Linked DNA regions of Mus musculus: region 2 is linked to region 1. A link is a loop called in an ENCODE intact Hi-C map of the cell type or tissue named here. Cell type or tissue: left cerebral cortex. All regions are shown on one strand. Links, peaks and the distances in the headings refer to the core of each region. The heading gives the core; the rest is flanking DNA.

Evidence for each region. Hi-C counts contacts between places; a loop is a spot of excess contacts. Peaks named below come from ENCODE experiments on the same cell type or tissue, not always from the same donor. Only the 100,000 strongest peaks of a DNase experiment are listed, where the experiment ranks them.
Region 2: a loop joins it to region 1, with 2.0 times the contacts of the local background. A loop is called at or near these places in 2 of 42 quality-filtered maps.

Annotation. Positions count from the first base shown.
Region 1 is chr13:23,819,953-23,832,630 of GRCm38, reverse strand. It overlaps Slc17a2 (solute carrier family 17 (sodium phosphate), member 2), which reads right to left. Exons shown (of 12, transcript NM_001377113.1): 9 at 12,635-12,678; 10 at 12,402-12,549; 11 at 11,556-11,646; 12 at 7,446-10,336. The coding sequence ends at 10,202. Among named protein-coding and RNA genes, the nearest start is that of Slc17a3, 13 kb to the left of the region's middle. In left cerebral cortex, for the core only: no CTCF peak of the experiment used is centred there; no DNase peak of the experiment used is centred there.
Region 2 is chr13:24,092,465-24,100,464 of GRCm38, reverse strand. Carmil1 (capping protein regulator and myosin 1 linker 1) reads left to right here. Exons shown (of 38, transcript NM_026825.3): 19 at 802-883; 20 at 1,405-1,504; 21 at 1,605-1,659; 22 at 5,895-6,067; 23 at 7,891-7,959. Among named protein-coding and RNA genes, the nearest start is that of Gm33573, 83 kb to the left of the region's middle. In left cerebral cortex, for the core only: no CTCF peak of the experiment used is centred there; a DNase peak (open chromatin) is centred at 3,515.

The DNA.
Region 1 (12,678 bases), core at 2,718-10,717:
CTGTTTGTGGGTTAGGACGACAGCACGGCGGTGGTTTAGGACCATGGCATAGATGTTTTGAGTGTAGGATTGTGCTATGTATTGGGGGGGGGGGTTAGAACTGTAGCACAGGTGTTTTGGGGGTCTCAGATTGCAGGATGGATAGTTAAGAACACAGATGTTCAGCTTATAGTACATTTCACTGCTTTTGTTTTTTGTTTGTTTGTTTTTTGTTTTTAGAACAAATCAAATCAAGACCAGTTTAATGTTACATCACTGTTTTGTCACTGTCATCAGAAAGGCTCAGATTTCCTGTGATAAACGACAGAAGCTATAAGTTCACGAGTCACTGAGAGGTGGAGTCTAAACCAGAACGGAGCAAGAGAAACAAATCAGCTCCTTCCCCAAAACATGGTGGTCTGCACATACTTCCCTGAAGGAGCCTTCCAATGTACAGATCCATTTTAATTGCATGTAAAACTGGTGGTAAATGAGCTTGGAAAGTTCCTCTTCAGCCTGCCCTATCTGCTCCAGGGAGGACCACAGGGCATCCCACTATGGGACATCACAAAGTACATGCAATTTGTTCATGTGCGGATCTGGGCAGTTGCTTGGGTATTGGGACAGAACAAATCTGCTACATAAACCATATGGATATTTTGTTGTTGTTGTTGTTTTCCTAAGTTAAGTCACGTCAAAATGCATTATATAATAGTCAAGCTATTTTTTTAAAAAAAACTCATAATGATTATCACAGATTTTATTTTACCACATATAATAGCTTTATTTCATTTATCTTGCTCCCACATTACCGACTTAAATTTTTATTTGTAATCAATTGTTACCACATGTGCATTTAGAAACTGCTAAGATACATGCGATTCTGTTCTCTTTTAATGTGTACATGAATTACCTTTGTGACTCTCACCTTCAGCAGCAAAAAGAACCCAGAACCGTGGAATAATATCCCCAAAGTGCTCAAACAGAACGCTTTGCAATCTAGCATTTTATGCACAATTAAGTGAATTCAAGGATAAGGGTGAAACAAACACATGAACACACCCTTAAAGAAAGACTAAGAAAATCTTCTGCTCAGAAAGATAGTTAATTTAATGTATAGTAAGGGGAAATAGCAAGCTTATTTTCACCTTATGATCTTAAACATCATGAAGTTTTATAACCTTGTTGTAAGAGTCATGTTCCTGCTCCATATTTGTGGGCTTAACCAGGCTATTTTAAAGCCTGTGGTGGTTTGAAAGTGGATGATCCCCATAGGCTCATTTGAATACTTGATCCCAATGGGAGAAACTGTGTGGGAAGGATTATGGGGTGTGGCCTTGGAGGACCACTGAGGACTTTGAGGTTTCAAATGCTTTAGCCATTCCCAGTTAGAACATCTCTTGTTCTAACTTCTACTTGGGAATAAGAGCGTGAGCTCTGGGCTACTGCTCCAGTTTGCCATGCCTGCCTGCCTTCTGTTGTGCTCCATAGCTACCTTGGACTCACCCTCTGAACCTGCAAGCCTCTTCTCGTAGCTGTCTTGGTTATGACGGTTTGTCACAACAATTGAAAAGTATCTACGACAACACCCCTACTTCATTTACTGATATTCATTCAGAAATAAAGCAAAATAAAACAAAATAAAAACCTTTAGAAGAGAAAATTAAAAATTTGAAGTCTCCTTTGCAATTAGTGGCATCCTGGGCCACATTAAAAAAAAAATCTAAAACCCCAAAAACAGACCCATAAATGTTTTCCTGCTTAGAGACCGTATGTTAGGTCTGGATATGCATCAAATGACTCTGCAGAAAGCCCAAAGACGGCACAGAGGAACACAGGAGCTAGACAGTCTCAATGGCTTACAAAAATCAATCATTTACCTACTTTATACTTCATGATCTTTGGGATTGGCTGTAGCCTGATCTGTGTTCCCTCATTCAGGACCTTCGTTGATAGAAGATGCTCTATTGGAGCATAAGAGGTAGCCTTATGGGGAGAAGATAAAGGAATTGGGTAAGTCATAATTTCCTTGGACAAGGGAAGTCATGTAGGAAAGTGCCACCCACCATCACACAGGGAAGGGCAGAGATATGCATAAAATGTACCATTTATCACTGTCTGAAATATGGATCACATTTGATTCGTGGTCTTTTCTACACATAAAACATATTCAGTGGGTAAACCTCACTGGGTCCCAAAGTCACATTCAATCGCTACCTCATCTGGATTCAGGTCCTTTTGCTTTGAAAACTCAATAAACCACATTTTTCCCAAGTCTACTCCACCCAATGACCCCCTGTCCAACAATGGGCCAGAAACAAAATAACTACAGAAACAGGAAACAGTGGCCATTTGTCCAATGAGATTCTGAAATCCCTCTAGGACAGCCCCACAGTTCACTGTGTTCCCTGGCCCTTAGCTCCATGTTGATGAGAGTCTCTTCTCTGTTATTTTCTTGGCCACATTAGAAGACACTGGCAAATAGGCACAACCTTAGGAATAGAGCTGTTTTCATAGTCCATATTCGGACAAAAAAGATGAGTGTCCCAATACACCATTTCTCTCTCTCTCTCTCTCTCTCTCTGTGTGTGTGTGTGTGTGTGTGTGTGTGTGTGTGTGTGCGTGAGAGAGAGAGAGAGAGAGAGAGAGAGAGAGAGAACTTACATGCCATGAAATCATGACATGCATGTATGCATGTAAAGGTCAAAGGATAACATGGGTTACTGTCCTTTCCTTCTGCCATGTTTAAGACAGAATCTCTTGCTGTTTACTGTTGCTTATGCCTGCTGTCTGGCCAGGGAGCTCCTAGAGATTCTCTTGGCTCTATCTTCTGTCTTGCTATAGATGTGCTAAGATTTCAGGTGTGTGTGCCACTGTGTCTGGCTTTTATGTGGGTTCTAAACTAAACTCAGATTATCATGTTTACACAATAAATAGTTCACTCACTAAACCCCAAGGCAACATTTTAAGTTCCAAAAAGTTACCGTCACCTTTAGTTCAGGCTAATTGGTGTAACAGTCCCAATTCTTTCCTTTTTTTTTTTTTTTTTTTTTTGGTGTAGTCCTTATTTAATTAGAACCAATTTTACATGCTGACCTATGTTCCTCTTACTTGCTAACCTGCCCCTCCTCCTTTCAGTCCATCTGGAGATTTCTGGTTCTCCCTCCAATTCTTCACCTGAGTTTTGCACACCTTGAGTTTGTCCAGCTTTTGTGATAAAGTCCTCCATTCTGTTTTCTGAGTTGTTTTGCTGAATCCAAAGTATTTTCCTGGGCATGTAATTCATAGTTTTAAACAATGAGTTGTGTGGATCTCTCATTCATTTGCTTTGGTTCTTGTCATAAAAATATTTTAGCATTTTTTAAAAATCATTTTCTGGGGATCCATCCCATAATCAGCTTTCAAACGCTGACACCATTGCATACACTAGCAAGATTTTGCTGAAAGGACCCTGATATAGCTGTCTCTTGTGAGACTATGCCGGGGCCTGGCAAACACAGAAGTGGATGCTCACAGTCAGCTATTGGATTGATCACAGGGCCCCCAATGGAGGAGCTAGAGAAAGTACCCAAGGAGCTAAAGGGATCTGCAACCCTATAGGTGGAACAACAATATGAACTAACCAGTACCCCCTGGAGCTTGTGTCTCTAGCTGCATATGAATCAGAAAATGGCCTAGTCGTCCATCAGTGGAAAGAGAGGCCCATTAGTCGTGCAAACTTTATATGCCTCAGTACAGGCGAATGACAGGGCCAAGAAGTGGGAGTGGGTGGGTGGGGGAGTGGATGGGGGACCGTGTGGGGGACTTTTGGGATAGCATTGGAAATGTAAATGAAATAAATACCCAATTAAAAAAATAAAAAAATAAAATCATTTTTCTTTTTTTCTTTTTATTCTTTTTTTCTTGGATATTTTCTTTTATTTGCCTTTCAAATGTTTTCCCCTTCCCAGGTCTCCCCTTCAGAAACTCCCTATCCCATCCCCTCTCCCCCTGCCTCTATGAGAATGCTCCCCCACATACAAGTATAATGATCCCCAAACTGGCCAGTTATTTACTGGTTTCATAGAGTTTGCCTTTGTGTTATTGTTGTTGTTAAGTGTAGCCAGTAGCAGTGAAAGCACATTGTGAGAACTGATGACATAGTTTAGTTGCTAGAGCAGTTGAAGTTGGGCATGGTAGCACATGCTTGCCATCACGGCATTCTGGAGGGAGAAGAAGCAGGATAATGACTGAAGGACAGTCTGGGATACTAGGCAAGACCTTCAAAAATAAGAGAGAGGGGAGGGGGAGCAAGAAAGAAGCACAGCCTCGACATATATATCCCAATCAGTCCTTCAAAATGAAGACTCTCATAAGAACATGGAAAACGGTAAACACAAATGAAAATGTCCCAAGAAACTTGTTATCTTATATGCTTAAAAGAAAAGATGCTCATGTGGTTTATCTTCTCTTTCCAAGTTGCTCTGCATACTGAATGGTCCTGAACATGGCAGGTCTGTTTATGCACACACGTTTGTCTGAGGGTAGGACTTCTCATATCATTCACAGACATCAGGACAGATGAGGTTAAACAAAAATGAGGAATGCAACCTCCAGAATTCAGGTCTTACAAGTGTCTATTTCACAGAACATGACCAAGGGTCAGTGGCTGCTTCCTTTCTACCTCATCCTCCTGCTGGATGCTGGAAAGTACAGCACTTCCTGTCTAGGCATCAAGTCTTATGTGAGAGAAGAGAATGTGTGGGAAGAATATGAAAAGAGACCCTATGCCACTTCATACTGCTACACTGAATGTGGAATATCCCCTTAGTGTCTTATTTGTCTGAACACTTGGTCTCTAAATAATGGGGCTCTTCTGGAAGGTTGTGGGGTCTTCATAAGATGGGGTTCATATGGAAGAAGTGAAGGGTGGAGGGACTGATTGCCCTTGAGGTTTACAGCTCAACTCTGCTTCCTGTCTAACTTGTGAGTTAAGGTTTTAGAACTGCTAACTGATTAGTGTGTACTATGGAGTGGGGCATGTACATGCATGTGTAGGTCAGAGGATAACTTTGTGCAGTTAGCTCTCTTCTCCCATCCTTCCATAGGTTCTGGGAATAGAACTCAGTCCATCAAGGTTCAGCAACAAATGCTTTCTCCACTGATCAATGTCACTGGGCCTGTGGGTGGTTTGTTAACTCTAGTTATCTAGCTTCTATTTGCTCCTTACACAAGACTTATCGCTGCTATTATTTCTACTAGTATCATTGTTTGGGTCATTTCCAGTTATTCTACTACTTTCAGAAAGACCACATTCAGGTAGAAAAAAAGAAAGGCCCAGGCTTTAAGATAAAAAGTGAAAATTTGGGTCATTTCCAGTTATTCTACTACTTTCAGAAAGACCACATTCAGGTAGAAAAAAAAAGAAAGGTCCAGGCTTTAAGATAAAAAGTGAAAATACACTACTGGATGGGAGATTCTGCCTGGGTACATGTCAAAGAATTTTTAATGGGACCAAATGTTTTCCTAACAGTTTCTCAGGTTGAAAATCACATACAATGGAAACTATGTATGAAAGAGTGTTGGCTTGGTGATGTGCGTTAGTCAATATGACAGAAGGAAAAGGTCTTCCTGTTCAATAATTACAAAGCATTTGAATTTGCAGATTCTTCTGAACGTGTGCAAAACTACAAGTGGAAACAAGTCTACATATAGGACTTAGAGGGACATCAACAGGCATGAAGAGAGAAAGCCAGAATGGCTGAGAGGACGAATGTTGATGTCCAAGTCAGAAGGGAGAGGGAGGATAATATCCTACCCATGAAGCAACAGGGCAATGGCCGTGGATTGCTGAGTTAGCAGTTGTGTTAGGATCAGTGCCAAGTCCCAAATAGAAAACAAAGTAGGTGGTAATGGAGAAAGCCCAGTACAGAGTTTTTAGCTGTGTTTAATGTAACTTGCAATAAATGTACATATTGTTTCATAAGGCATATCACTTTAAAATGGTTTTTATTCCTATGATTATGATGGAATAATTGGAGTTTTCAGGGAGTAAAGACTGTCCAGTATTTGGCTTTATAATTTTGTCACCAGATTTTTATTATTAATGTAAAAAAAAAGGTTGGTTTTGCTTTTAGGGGTGTTTGTTTGTTTGTTTGTTTGTTTTAGAAATATCAGTAGATAGACACTGGCAGTGTTGTGAGGAACAGAGATATGCAGAGTTGCTCTCGATGTCCGGCACCATGCTGTTGGGAAGTAGGCATTTTATTTTTGTGTGATAATTGGGGCTCAGTTTTTACTTTTATTTTACAGACAACTGTTATAACAATATTGTTTTCCTTGGCATTCATTGCTCAGCATAGATGATGTGTACACTATCTCTGTGCACATAATCCTATTTAATTTTTTTGCATAAAATAAATGCTTTTACATGTCTTAAAAAAAAGAAGCCAGTGCAAAACTTGATAACAACTTTGGAGAAATACATGAATAATGAATATATTTTCCCAAGAGGAAAAGGTTTCTTGATTTTATTGTACAAGTCTATGCCAATATCCTGAGCCTCTTGGACATATTTTAATTCATTTCTCTGAGTGTGAGACCAAAGACTCACTTGACATCCAAATTCCGTCTGCCAGGCTCCACATATGCCACTTTACATCATCTAGACAATCACCCCTGAGTAAGAACGTTTACAGGGCAGAATGGCTGTAGAGTTATAGGTGAGGATGCATTGCGTTGCTCTTTGTGTCATTTAGTCTCTGTACTCTCCCTGCCTTATTCCTTACACCCATGGCATATTTTCTATGATAGCCCCCCCCCCAGGTGATAGTGTTACACATAGGTCCATAAAGTTGGACCATTGGAGATCATTCGCTGATAGCACTAGATTAAGTGCTTTCTAGAGCTGAAGAGTTACATATTGAAAAGGTAGGGAAGCTGGGGAGATAGCAAAGACCTTGCTAGCAAGCGTTAGGACTTGAGTTAGATTCTCTAGAAGCTGTATAAAAAAAGATGCTGAGCATGGTAGCATGTGCTTTTATCCCCAGGGCTGGGGAGGCAGAAGCTTGTAGATCTCTGGAACTCATTGGCTGCCCAGGTTACTCTATTTTGCAGTTTCTAGAACAGTGAGAGATTTCAAAACAGAAATAAAACCAGTGGATGATTCCCCTGTAGCAACAGCTGAGGTTGTCCTTTGACCTCCACTTTGCCCAGTTTCAGAAAAGCAACTGAGCAGCAAGCCTGATGGCATAGGCTGGCCACCTTAGCATTCAGGAGAGTGAGGAAGGAGGATCATGAGTTCAAGGATAGTGTGGGCTACACAGAGAGACCTCGTGTGTCAACCCTTCTTCCTCATAAAAGCAACAAGGTTTGGCCACTCTAAAAGTGGTTTCAACAAACTAGAATAGACCAAACAAGCACACAAACAGGGGGAAAAAGAGTCAAAGAGAGAGTACAAGAAACACACAGAGATGTAATGATACACATTCATGCAAACACAGGAATTTTACTAAAATATAAAATAAAAACCATAATGTATAAGCAAAATATCTCTAAGGTAAAAAAAAAGAGCAAATGAAGCATTATGAGTCAACAGATCAAAACAAAAAACATAAGCAACCTTCAAGAATATCATTGAGTTGATTTTTGTGTTGCCCATCTACTGCTAGGCATGGGGCCCGCCTTTACGTGTAATTTGTATAACCAGTACAACTCCATTAAAGCAAACAAAGTTCAATTGGAGTCACCTTCTGGGTAGGGATGGGGGTTTGTGTCCATGTTCTTCTCAGTGCTAGTGCCCACTCTGGCTAAGACAAGTGCATACTGGGTATGCTTTCACAAAGGTTATGAGTTCACATGGACATCAGCTCTGTTGTATCTAAAAGGCCTTGTCTCCTTGGGGGGGGGGTCTTCCATCCCCAGCGGCTCTTACAATCTTTCCCCCTACTTTTCCAAAGTTCCCTGAACCCTGAGGGGAAGAATTTGATGGAGACATTCCATTTAGACTGAGGGCTCCAAGGTCTCTCGCTTTCAGCCCATTGTCCAGTTGTGGGTGTCTGTCTGTATTCTCACCTACTACGGGAAGAAGCTTCTCTGATGATGGCTGAGCAAGACACTGTAAGTACAGCAGAAGGCCATTAAGAGTCATTTTATTGCCATGTTCCTTTCACCGAATAGTAGTATTTGCCTTTCTTATAGATCTATGACCTATCTAGTCTCAGGTTATTGACCAACTGAGAATTCTTAGGCATGTTTGTTGTTGTTGTTGTTTGTTTGTTTGTTTGTTGTTTTGTTTTTTGGAGTGGACCACCTTAAATACGTCAGATAGTTAGTTACTCCCACGACTTTGTTTTGCCACTATTTACCAGCATATCGTTCAAGCAGATCGCTATTGTAGAGCCAAGGTTTTTAGCTAGGTTGGTGGTTTCCTTTCTCCACTGGTAGCACGGAGTGCCTTCTTCAACCATGAACTAGTCAGTAAGGTTCTATGTGGGCACCAGTACAACTTTTCAGTGTTCATTGAGTAATGTAGGTGTTGTTTTCAGCAATAGGGCCTAACCATCAGTTTGTGGAGAGCCACCAATGACCTTGGCAATAGCTTGGGTTATTTGTGGGTTTCCATGGGGGCATCTCCAGCCAACAACTCAATTAGATGTAAGCCATTTCTGGCACTAGAGGTTTTATTTGGTGGTAGAAGATGCCTAGTTAGAGCTTTGTCTCCCATTTCATGGTGATTTCATTTATATTGCTTTTATTTATATGCGTTTTTATATATTTAAGAAGTTTCTATGCTAGTAGATTTCTATATGACCCTTCTAATGGACCTTAGTTTTAGCTGTCTCTCCCCATATTTCCTCTTATCCACTTCTTTCTTCCCTCTCTCAATTTAACTCCCAGACTACAATCATTCTTTGAGAGCTCTCTCTCCCTTCATATATAACATACCAATTCATTATATAATATCCCTCTTTCCAGTCTTCTAGTTTCATACAGACTCCTTTGCTCTATGTATTATAAATATTTGGAAAGCAGATCCAATGAGTTATTATCTCAGCATCACTCTCAGTACCTGACACCAACTATTATCCTTACAACTTCTGGTCAAAATTACCTCTTGTTCTAACTCTAACCTAATTAGAAGGTTCTCCTCCCCTTATGAATTAATCAAAGGTTCTTGTCCTGCAGTCATTTTGAAATTCTTAATATGATTTTAAAAATACTTTTTCTAAGAAAATTGAGGCAAAAATAGAATAAGCCATCTATATGGAGGTGCCTTAGAGTTTATTGTACACATTAAAACCCCAAACCAATTACTACTGAATTTTATTTTATAATTGAATATGACTATTTGGGAGAATATGAGGGTCACATAGTCTCTACCTTAAGGATGAATGTCTCTTATGCAATTTTTCTCCAAGCATCTCTCCAGCTCATTTAACCCTTACTAATCTCTTCCCTGATGTTCACTTAAGAGTGTTTCTGTTTTCTCTTTCTAATTTCACCACATGACTAAACTATGATAGTGTTTTGAGATGTTCACTTTGCCCTTTCTGGTATCTATTCAATCTCTCTTTCTGTATTCCATTTAAACTTCATTCATTGAATCATTTTCTCATTGTTTTTTGGTCACAACCTCCAAGAAATTGGCTAAGATTCATAAATATTGTTCCATCTTTAGAAAGACTCCTACCCTACATAATTTTAATGTACTTTGTTTAATCTTAGTATGTTTATTTTAACAGCATCTAACTGTATAAACACCCATGTTTCCTGGAGTATTATAAAAGGAATAAAGTTAATTCTATGATTATAGGATTCAATTCTGTTCTTTGTTGAGTTTTATAGCTTAAAAATACAATTCTTATAGGACCTTTCCTGTGTTCCTAACAGTCTCAAAGAAGGTTTATCAAATTATTTCAGATAGATTTTTATTCATCTACTACTTTCCAAAGAGGAAAATTCAAAGGCAACTAAAATTGACTTCAAATTCCTCTACCATTATCAAACACAGTTGCATGAAAAACTTCCCAGGAGTCTAAAACTTAGTGGCACCTGGGTTCCACCACAGACTAACTCACTCTGGAGGGTAGCCTGGGATCTGCTTTTGAAGATCTTTGGAAAATGCTAGCACCCAGCCAGAATAGAGAAGCGCTGTGTCTATGGTCGTAAGTACAAAGAAAGAATGGTGATAAGCAAAGTATGTTAAGGGTCAGCACTTTGGTTGGTCTCCAACCCTACATCCTCAGAGGCGGGTGAGAGTCCTTTCTTTGGCCCAGCTCTGGATTTCTGCTTGTCCAAATATGAGATAAAAGATCAGACCAAACATGTTGACAGCAGCAGACAGGAAAAACACATTCCTCCATCCTGATTCAGAATCCTGAACACAAAAACATACAATGAATTATTAATATTATAAATTTCTTTCCTACCAATTATACAAGTCCTTTGCTTTGCATATTGCATTGCTAATCACACACAAATTAAGGGGCAAATACAGAACACACTTAGTATCCTGTTGGCCAAGAGGGTCATGAAACTGTTGGGAACCAAATGACTCTATAAAGCACACTGGGTCTTATGTTGTAGTAGCTACTTTCGCAAATGAAAACAAATTAAGCAATACTGATGCTTCTCCAGAAATCTGGATTTCAACAGTTATAAATATGAAACTTTATAATTATGCCAAAATGCATAGTGAAGGTCTGTCCTTCTTGCTTTGTTTAGTTTTTTAGGTATTGACTTCAATCAGTACAGCTCCTTACATGGACTTTTCAACATATATTGAACTACATTTGACCTGTTTGATAAACTCTCCTGTCAGGCCAATTCACTGTTGCCATTATCATCATAGAGAATTCTTATACATTTACTCATAAATTAGCCCATAATCTAGGTCATCTAGCTGTACTAAAAACAAAACAAAACTCTGCTTCTCAGGCTGACACTACAGTTCTTCCATCCTAGCCTGAGTCTTCCATTACTGCCTTCCCTCTTGCTCACTAGACCACATTTAGATGCTGAGAGCAAACCTCTCAGCTATGCTCCCTAAAGTCATACAGCTGCTCTCCTCTCTCCTCCGTCTACAGATTGATGTCCTTATTAATAAGGACCCTCAGATATTAGTTTTTCCCTTCACTGATGTACAAACTGTCTACTATTAATTTGATTGGACTCTTCATGACGCCCTCTTCCTTCTCCCATCCTTATCACTTACTAATTCTTGACATCATTCATTCACTCTCGTCACAATAAAGGCCTCTCTCTTGTCTGTTTGGTGGTGAGCCTCGTCTTAAATTCCTGAGCTATCTCTCCACCCGCTCTCGCTCCTTTTACCCCCAGAAGTCATGGAAACACTGTTCTTTGTACCCAAACAGCTCGTTTTCACAAAATGAATACTGATTCCCTTTGACAAACTCAGCTTTTCACTTTTCTTTCCCCGGGAAGCATGACATGCCACAGTGTGATTTTCATGAACTGAATGTTCAAATCCATGCTTGCTTCCCCTGGACACTTGCACAACCTTTGAGAGCACGGTATATATTTTCAATACCTAAGACAATACCTGCCACTTGCAGATGTTCAATAACATGCCCAACCTGACTGATAAGGAATCCGGTGGTAGTGGATGAGATGATCCCTGCAGTAAGACCAAATCCCCTTGAGATGCCCATGAGGAAACTTGCATATCTGTGAAGAAGATGATTTTATGTAGAAAACCATCCATAGCAGAAGTTCAACTTTCATGAAACACATTTTTAATGGCAAGGACATTTGGCCTAGTAGTTTCTGTTACCTAAAGACATCCAAAGAAATATTTATTTACCAACTTTGAAATCATCCATCTACTGAATCAATAGCTAGAAAAACCAGAGAAGTAGTTTCTGTGGGAACTTTTTTCACAACAGTGTTCAGTGCAGAGGGCAGTTTGCTTAACAGACAAGTATCAGTTTCCAACTCTGAAGCCAAACTGTATGCCTTTAGATCCTGGCTCTGCCCTTGTGTGACCACAGCCAGGTCTCATATGCCAGTGTGCTTCAGTCTCCTTTCCCTAAATCAGGGGGTCATAATAGGATCTACTTAATGTATTTGTGATGATGACAAATATTGATTTCTGAGAATGTGTTAGCATAGGTCTGGCTCGTGGTGAGTAGTCTATGTGTGGTGGCTGGCATAATAAACACCCTGGAAATTTCCAAAACAGATGTCTGTGGCCTTTTCCCAAAACACACAGTTTAATCTCTTACCAGGGAACTTGAAAAACTTTCTCTATCCAGACATGAGACACGTGGCCATGGCTGTGAACCAACATTTCTAGTTATCTGTCACTTCACCTTGGTTTAGTACATACCAGCAACAGACAGGCTTTGCACATTGGCATTGACACTGAGAACTACCATCACGTGAGTGGTCTGATAAAGGCAACAGACAGGTAAAGCCCTTACCTGGGGGCAACGTCTAGGGTGTTGATGATGAACCCTGAGTCACACAAATTGCTGGTCCCAGGAATGAGTATCAGCAAAACAATGGTTGCTATGTAACTGGAAGTCACAAAAGGCAGGGCCACAGCGCAAAGGGATGGAAGGAGGAGCCCTGGAGAATGGGGACATGTCAAGAGGCTTCTCAAAGCACACGCAGGAAGGAGAGTGGTTACCTGAATCCACACACCTATCCTTACCCAGGGATGAAAAGAGTTTTCGAACTGTGATTAAGCTGAGAAGA
Region 2 (8,000 bases), core at 1-8,000, 270 kb before region 1:
AAGAGTCTTTAAATTCCTGTATCAATTTGAATATGTAGAAAATGGTATCACATAAATCTAGAGTAGAAATTAATATAAATGCTGTAGAGATGTTTCATGTTCCTGGGCATATAGTGAATTCCTAGTAAATGATAACCCGTCTTCTCCAGTTAGATAACACATCTCTAGAGCAGGAAGGACCACAAGGTCCACTTTGTATCCTGCAGGGTGGCCTTACTATAGTCTAGTGCTATTGGAGAGTTAAGAAGACCCTACTATTTGCTTTGACTTCATAGGGAAAGACTCAGAGCTTGTCTTCCATGGCTGCCTCGCTGTTCCCTAGGATAGATGAAGTCAAACCTTGGAAGCAGAAGCAATACGTTGAAACATTCATCTTCTAGTGTCTGAAGGGATTTGCTCGATTTCCAGAACTAGAATAAAAGCTTGTATACATTGACACACATTGCCTTTTTTGTTGTTGTTTGGTTTGGTTTGGGTTTTACTGCTGGAGATTAATCCTGGGGCCCTGAGCAGGCCAGATAAGTGCCCAACACTGAGCTACAGCCCCCCTCTCCACTGAGCAGTTAAACTTGACTTACCCAGTTCCACTTTTTCCTCTTTTCGTTTTTAAAGAAGTTTGGGACTTAATGCTGGATTGCGTGCTGTAGGAAACAGTATCATTCTTTTACCATTGTGATAGAATCCTCCCTCCATTCATAGCTATTGTTAGTTGATGATTTTAAGACACTGTTAGTGATTTTTTTTTCAGGCTCCCCTGCAGCAGGAAAATGGCTTCATTTTATGTTTGATCTGTTTCTCTAGCTGAGGTCAGGAGGAGCTCAAGTGTTAGAAGGCTGCATCGCTGAAATCCACAACATCACCAGCTTAGATATCTCTGACAATGGTACGTCACAAAAGAAACTCAAATGCTACTGGAACAAGCAAGACCAGGGGAACTGGCCCGCTAGCCACAGCCCAATATACAAATTCGAAAACACATCATAAAATATCCTTCCTCCTGTGGTGAAGATTCGAGCCCAGCATTTTTAGATTCTTGGTAGTCATTAAATTATTTCAAACATTTTGCTTAATTAGCATCATTTTTGCTGGTTTAGTGAGTGACCTGAGCCTGTTAACTTTGCATAGAAATCTTAGATACAAGTGAGCAGTGTGAGCATACCGTTCCCCAATATTTTTCTGGATGTTGCTGACTTTGCACGGCCACTGACTGTAGAGGAGGCTTGGGTAACTCTGCAGAAAATGAGCTCACCTCTGTTAACTAGTAGGCCATGAAAGAGGACAGAGAGCTCTGCTGAGGATAAAGGCTAAGGGTTGTGGGGCACTGAGCTCAGTACAGGCAGCCACCCCACTGTATGATGTCACTTGTCACTTGTGTTCTGATTCCGTCTGTATGCTTCTTTTCAGGTTTAGAATCCGACCTATCTACCCTAATTGTGTGGCTCAGTAAAAACAGATCAATACAGCACCTGGCATTGGGCAAAAATTTTAATAATATGAAATCCAAGTAAGAGCTTTGACTTTTTTATGTGACAATGATGAAAATAACCAGCCTCCTGACAGCTTTTGATTTGATCCCACTGTCCACATCTTTTAAATCTCTTTAGAAATCTGACGCCTGTGTTGGACAACTTAGTGCAGATGATCCAAGATGAAGACTCTGTGAGTATCACGTGATACGTTCTACTTGCCTCTTTGTGATTATTTCTATTGGACTGATGCTGAAGTGCTTTCAGATAATTCACATGTAGATTTTATCAGTATTTTTAAAATGGAATATGCTTTAGTAGGGTTTGAATACTTAAGATTCTATTCTTCAATCTATCAGAGAGATTAAAACTAAGAACTTTTGAAAACATTCAGTGTGTGTGTGCCATGGCACGTATCTGGGCATCAGAGGACAACTCTTAGGGGTCAGTTCTCTTCTTCCACCATATGGTTCTAGGGGATTCTAGGCTATGAGTCTTGGCAGTGGGACTTTTACCACTGTGTCGTCTCATAAGAGATTTTCAAAGGTATAAATTAACTCTTCAACCCTCTGTATACTATCCAACTAAAACATGAATCTGCAGATCAGCTGGTAGTTTTACTATGTATTAGACTGAGAAACATCGTGTTCTCAACTTGGACTTTACCTAGTAATTATATCGAATTTCAGGTAGTAGGCCGGTTTCCTCTCATCGTAAATGGCTGCTTGGACTCTCATCATTTTCTTGTACTTTTGTGCCTTCTAGTTGTTTCTGAGCAAGGCTTAGATCAGAGTGAAGGTATTTAATTTCGAGTAGCATCCTATTGTGCGTGGGAAAAGGAAGCTACTTAACTGATAAAGTAGCGCATTGTCACAAATCCACTCACTAGAGAGCGTTGTGTCTTACGGTCGTTCCTTAAGACTGTCCTTTTCTTCTCAAAGTCACATTTAGTCACGAAACACAGTTTCTAAAATTCAAATTCTTGTTGCCATTACAAAGAGTTGGTCTGTGGGTGGTAGGAGTAACTTCATACCTGAATCAGACAAAGTATGTCACGTTTTGAAAAATATCCCTTTCGTTTTTGACCTTCTGCCAGGAAATGATAGTGTCTATGATATCACTTCTATGATATCAGTAAGCTGCCTTCCCTAAGGCAGCTATGGGGTTGTGGGGTTCCAGAATTCTGACCTGTTACCCCTTTCTTCACCTGAGAGGTGAAAATTCTGTTTTCTTGATTTCTGACATGCGGCTGTAATTTCTAACGTTGGCTAAACAATTCAATTTATCATTTAAGGGGTTCTGCTTTATTGCTGGGATCTCACCTGCTAATAATCTCAGGATTTTTTTTTCCTTTTATATTAGATTACTAAAGCCAAGGATAGAATTGGCATGTGATACTAATTTTATACATTTAATTTGACTTTGCACTGCTCTGAGTTATTAAATGCAGTTTTCCTGATTTGGGAACCTAATGTTAAAAAAATCATACTTAGTATTCATCCCCAAATATTTGTCTTAGTAAATAACTTAAGAAGTTTTCAAGTTCATGAAGAGCGTATTATATCAAGTTCTGCTCATTGCTTAAGGGTCTTCAAACTGTTTTTGTAGTTTTAGTTTCTTATTTAAAGATAATTTTGATATTTAAAATGCACCTGAAAACACATTTGCAGATGACAAATTTGCTATGTAAATGTGAATTCTGCCAAGTTACAAGTTTGATTAGTGTGTTGCTAATAACTCTACAGTGAATAGCTTTTTATTTTTGTGTCACTGAAAATGATGTGGGTTTTTCAAAAGGCAATTACCATCAATTTTTCTTTTCCTTAGGAATCTATAATATGCAGACCAATTTAAAGTGATTAGGAGTTGAGCCTCATGCATTCCAATATTTATTCCACAGAAAACCAATTGCTTTGGGCCTGTTTTCAGTTTTACTTAAGTAAGAGTTGAACATTCAGAATATAATCTCTGCCTTTGACACTTTGCCCACTGTGGAATCCGTTCCCCGGCAGCCCATGAATAGCTTAGTCACCCAGAACTGCACACAATGCTCAGTGGGGAGACCCAGCTTCTCAGGAGCTTCGGTATCACCTTCGCCTGTCGATGAAAGGGACTACATCCAGACTCCTGAGATGGTGGCAATGAGCAGCCAACACGACAGAGACTGTTTTGAAGGATTGCATAGAAAGCCCTGTTGCAATCCACAGAACAGGATGGGGTTCCCCCCAGGATGACTAACAACCCGGAGACTGAGTCTAGATTAAGCATTAAGCACTCATGTGGTAAGGCCGTATAAAAATGTAATGAATTAGGAAAAACTGACCTCATAAATATGTATGCAATTCAAACACACACACACTGCCCCATTCTCATTATTCTTAAGTGTTAATTTGTGTACTAGAATTTGAATGTAGTGATAGAAGAGTAGCTTAAAGATCTGGCCATTTCCCAGTATGACAGAGAAGCCATGGTAGATCATTTTGGTAGTAGTGGAAGAGAGAGTGTAAAAATGGTGAGACATGACTACTGCTTTCCACGAGGTGGTGTTGCATGTTTTGTTTTGTTTTGTTTTGTTTTGTTTTGTTTTGTTTTTTATAACATTAGATTACCTGAGTCTGAACGTTTTCCATTGTTTTCCATTTATCTGAATGTAGAATAGTAAGAACACTGTTTACTTAGCTTTCTGGCTGAGATGCCATCGCCTTAACCACCAGCAGCAGTCTCTTTCTTGCTTGGGTCTGACTCTGACTGGTGTGCTGTTCCCTTCTGATTATCCTGGGCTAAGTCTGGTCAGCCACATGGCCCGAGAATGTCAAGAATGGTGGTATAGTCACTCTTCTAACTGAGTCACATGATAGTTCTCTGTTGATATTTGAGTGTTTTATTTTTTATCTTCTTCCTCTTTCTTCCTTTTGAAACAAGGCCTCATACAGTATAGTCTGGCCACAATTTATCCCCCTGCCTCTATCTCCCAGGTGCTCAGATTTCAGGTATGAGCTGCCATGCCTGACTGATGTCTAGATTTGAACTCCGTCCTCTTCACCCTGACCTTGTACATCATAGATAGAGACCTCTCTCTTTCATACACATAGGTGCATGATCAGTACAACCTGGTGGAGCAGGCACAGGTAGATCTTACGTTGTATTTGCTTGTTGTCATGGAAATCACTCAGCTTCTAGCCATTTACCTGCCTGGGATACCAGTGCTGCTTAAGGGAATGAGGCCAGAGGAGAACACTTCACATAACAGATGTCATTCCGCAGGTCTGAACTGGGACCTTTCATGCCTTGTTGGTGTATGTCTTGGGATTTACCCCTGCCTGCACTGAGTCTTGCAAACGCAGATGCCCACCGGACTAGGGGGGACAGTAGAGCAATTAGAAGGATTTGGGCACTGGAGGAAAGTCTATTTGGTGTTTGGTCATGTACCCTGAAGGCCAGACCAAACCTGTATCCAGCCTGAGTGGCTTTCAGTCTCTAGTTGGTGTAGATTCACATACGGTGTATGATCGTACAGATTTGACTTTTTGTTTCTTGAATCACAGGAATATCTTCTGATGGAAACTTAAGACACAGTTAAAGGATAATGACCAAAAATGTTCTAAAATAAGCTCCTTGGGGGTAGTGTTACATCTTTGTTGAGAGCACACACTCCAAAACTTGCTCCCACAAGCTGACTCTGATTCATCTCTGGACTAATGCTATGACTTTGTTTTGTTTGGCTGTATTGCTTTTTGGTAAGATAGAATACCATGCACCCCATGCTGGCTTTGAATATTTTATGGGACTAGCCTTGAACTTCTTATCCTTCTGCCCCTACTTCCCAAGAGCTAGGATTATAAACTTGTACACACACACACACACACACACACACACACATACACACACATACACACACACCACATGCCCGTCATCTTCTAACTGTGGGTTTGGTTGAGTTGCTTAACCCTTCTGTTTCTGGTGACTAAGGATGACAATCATGCCTCAGTACATAATGGTGTCTGAGAGGGTTAATTAAACCACACATGAAAAGAGGAAGCAGTGGTTGGGTATAGTAAATGCTTAGGAAATATTCATCGGCTGAACATTATTCATCTTGGGTATGTTTCATTTTGTATTCGGGCCCTGTCTTTTAGAGTTATTTTTCACGTATAGAAAAATAAATTGGGTAGAAAGGAATAATGCCTCAAGTGGGACACTTCTGTGACCTGTGGCTTGCCATAGAAGCAACAGATATTCATCAATTCATTCTGGAAGTCTATTTAATGTCAGAACCTTCCGGTTCCAACCTCACCCCTACCCATGGCTTTAGACAGCAATTCCCAAAGCAGACAGTTCAATGAGTCCTATTCTCAGTTCTCTGTGGAGAGTTGGGAAAGTGGTCATTGCTTTGATGAAGCCATTCAGTGCTGTGTGCCCCACCCCCAGCCTCTGCAGTCGTTGTCCCTGGCTGACTCAAAACTCAAGGCTGAGGTCACCATCATCATCAATGCCCTGGGCAGCAACACCTCCCTGACCAAAGTGGACATCAGTGGGAATGGCATGGGGGACATGGGAGCGAAGATGCTGGCCAAGGCTCTCCAGATCAACACCAAACTCAGGTAGGCACCAGTGTCCTGACCCTGAGGGTTTGCTGCTCCTTCTAGGGTAGTCTGGGTCTCCCAGGATACCCGCTGGGAAGAAATTTTTACCAGAGTACTTGGTTGGGACTCTTGAAACACATAGTATTTCCACTGATGTTTGACTTTACAAGTCCTCTGTGATGTAAAACCCTGACAGATTGTTGTGGTTTCTTTCTCAATGTAGTCTTGACACCTAACCAGGGAGATAATGTCAATAAGAAGCAGGGATCTTTGCAGGCCATGCTGTGGGAGCAGACCTAGACAATCCATGTCTTTTAGTGACAGGCCATGTTTTAAGAGTTGCATCCTCAGGTGATATAGCTATGCAGGCATCACAGAGGTACTTACACAAAGAAACTGTCCATGATATCCCTGGGCTATATAGTTAGTGGTTCATGTTCTTATTTGGAACAGGACCATATGTTGTTGTAGGTCTGAGGCCTTTCTTCCACTCCACACCTCTGTAATAAAGACTTGAAACACAAGGGCACAAGAAGACTGCTTTTCAAAGGCTGGTTCCCCAGGGGACCCATTTCTGTTTTTCAGTCATACCCTGGACTTTTTGTACACACAACTCTTCTTGAGAACCACCAGTGCTTTGCCCCATTGTTATCTGTTCCTCAGAGTGATCAGAATTTGCCACTGGTCTGTCAGTGTGTTGACTGAAGAGCAAACACCTGTTGCTCTCCTAGGGCTCTTTTTGGATGCTCCATTTCTTTAGCATGACACAGAATCAGAACCTTCTAACTAAACTGAAGCCACAAGCCAAGAGGAGTAGCGAGGGCTTTGAAAGTCAATGTGGCTGATGGAGGTCATCAGGACTAGCATGGGAGGGCAGTAAATGTCAGGCTGAAGACCTCCAGGTGAAGGAAAGGTTGTGTGTGTCCAGGGAATCATAAAACCTCACAAGTGCACGTGTTCAATAGGTAAGGTTGTATTTTTCCTAAAATACGCTAAGTCAACAGCCTCCTAGATCATAGTAGACTGATCTTTGGCCAGAGTGAGGGAAATTCTCAAGATTACACCAGGACAGGAAAATGAGAGAGCATGAGATAGGGCAAAGTTCACTCTAGGTTTTAAAGATGTTTATGTTGGACACAGGGCTGGGCAGTGTCTTTGGTCAGGAGCTTTCGGTTTCTATGTGAATACAGGGATGCTATCTGGAGAACAGAGGGACCAAGTCAATAAGTTGTGCTGTTGTGCTTTTAGGTATAGTTTTTCAAAAATATTTGGGTAATAGCTGTGTTAAGCTATGATGTAGGGGCTGAGAATATAACTTAGTGATATAGTGCATGCTTAACATGCATGACATCATGGGTTCAACCTTAACAGAAGGAAGGAAGGAAGGAAGGAAAGAAAGAAAGAAAACAAGAAAGATAAAAAGATAAAAAGAGAAAGTGAGAAAGCAAGAAAGCAAGCAAGAAAGAAAGACACTATTGCGTGAAATGGCCATTTTTGTTTTGATGAAACAAATGAATGTTATTCCTTTCTTACATGATGCCATCATTAAAATGCTTATAAGCATGTCCAACCTATGTCCTGCCAATTGCATATCAGTAAGTGCAGCCAGAGATAGCTATGAGTTCAGTCCAACACATATTTTTACATTTACTTAAGACTTTATGATATTTCTACAAAATTAAGTAACTATGTTGCTTGGCATCAGTGTTGTGTCAGGATGTCAAAGGGCTGGATGTGCCTAGAAACAGTGTTGATTCAAAGAGCCTTATCTCCAGGGGAGGGGGGATCATCCTGGCCACACCTCAGAATCTGACTGTTGACATGGCTTCATTTCCAAACAGGACAGTCATCTGGGACAAAAACAACATCACTGCACAAGGCTTTCAAGACATAGCTGTTGCTATGGAAAAGTAAGTTTTAATTAGGATTCTTCTCTGGGATAGTACTAAAG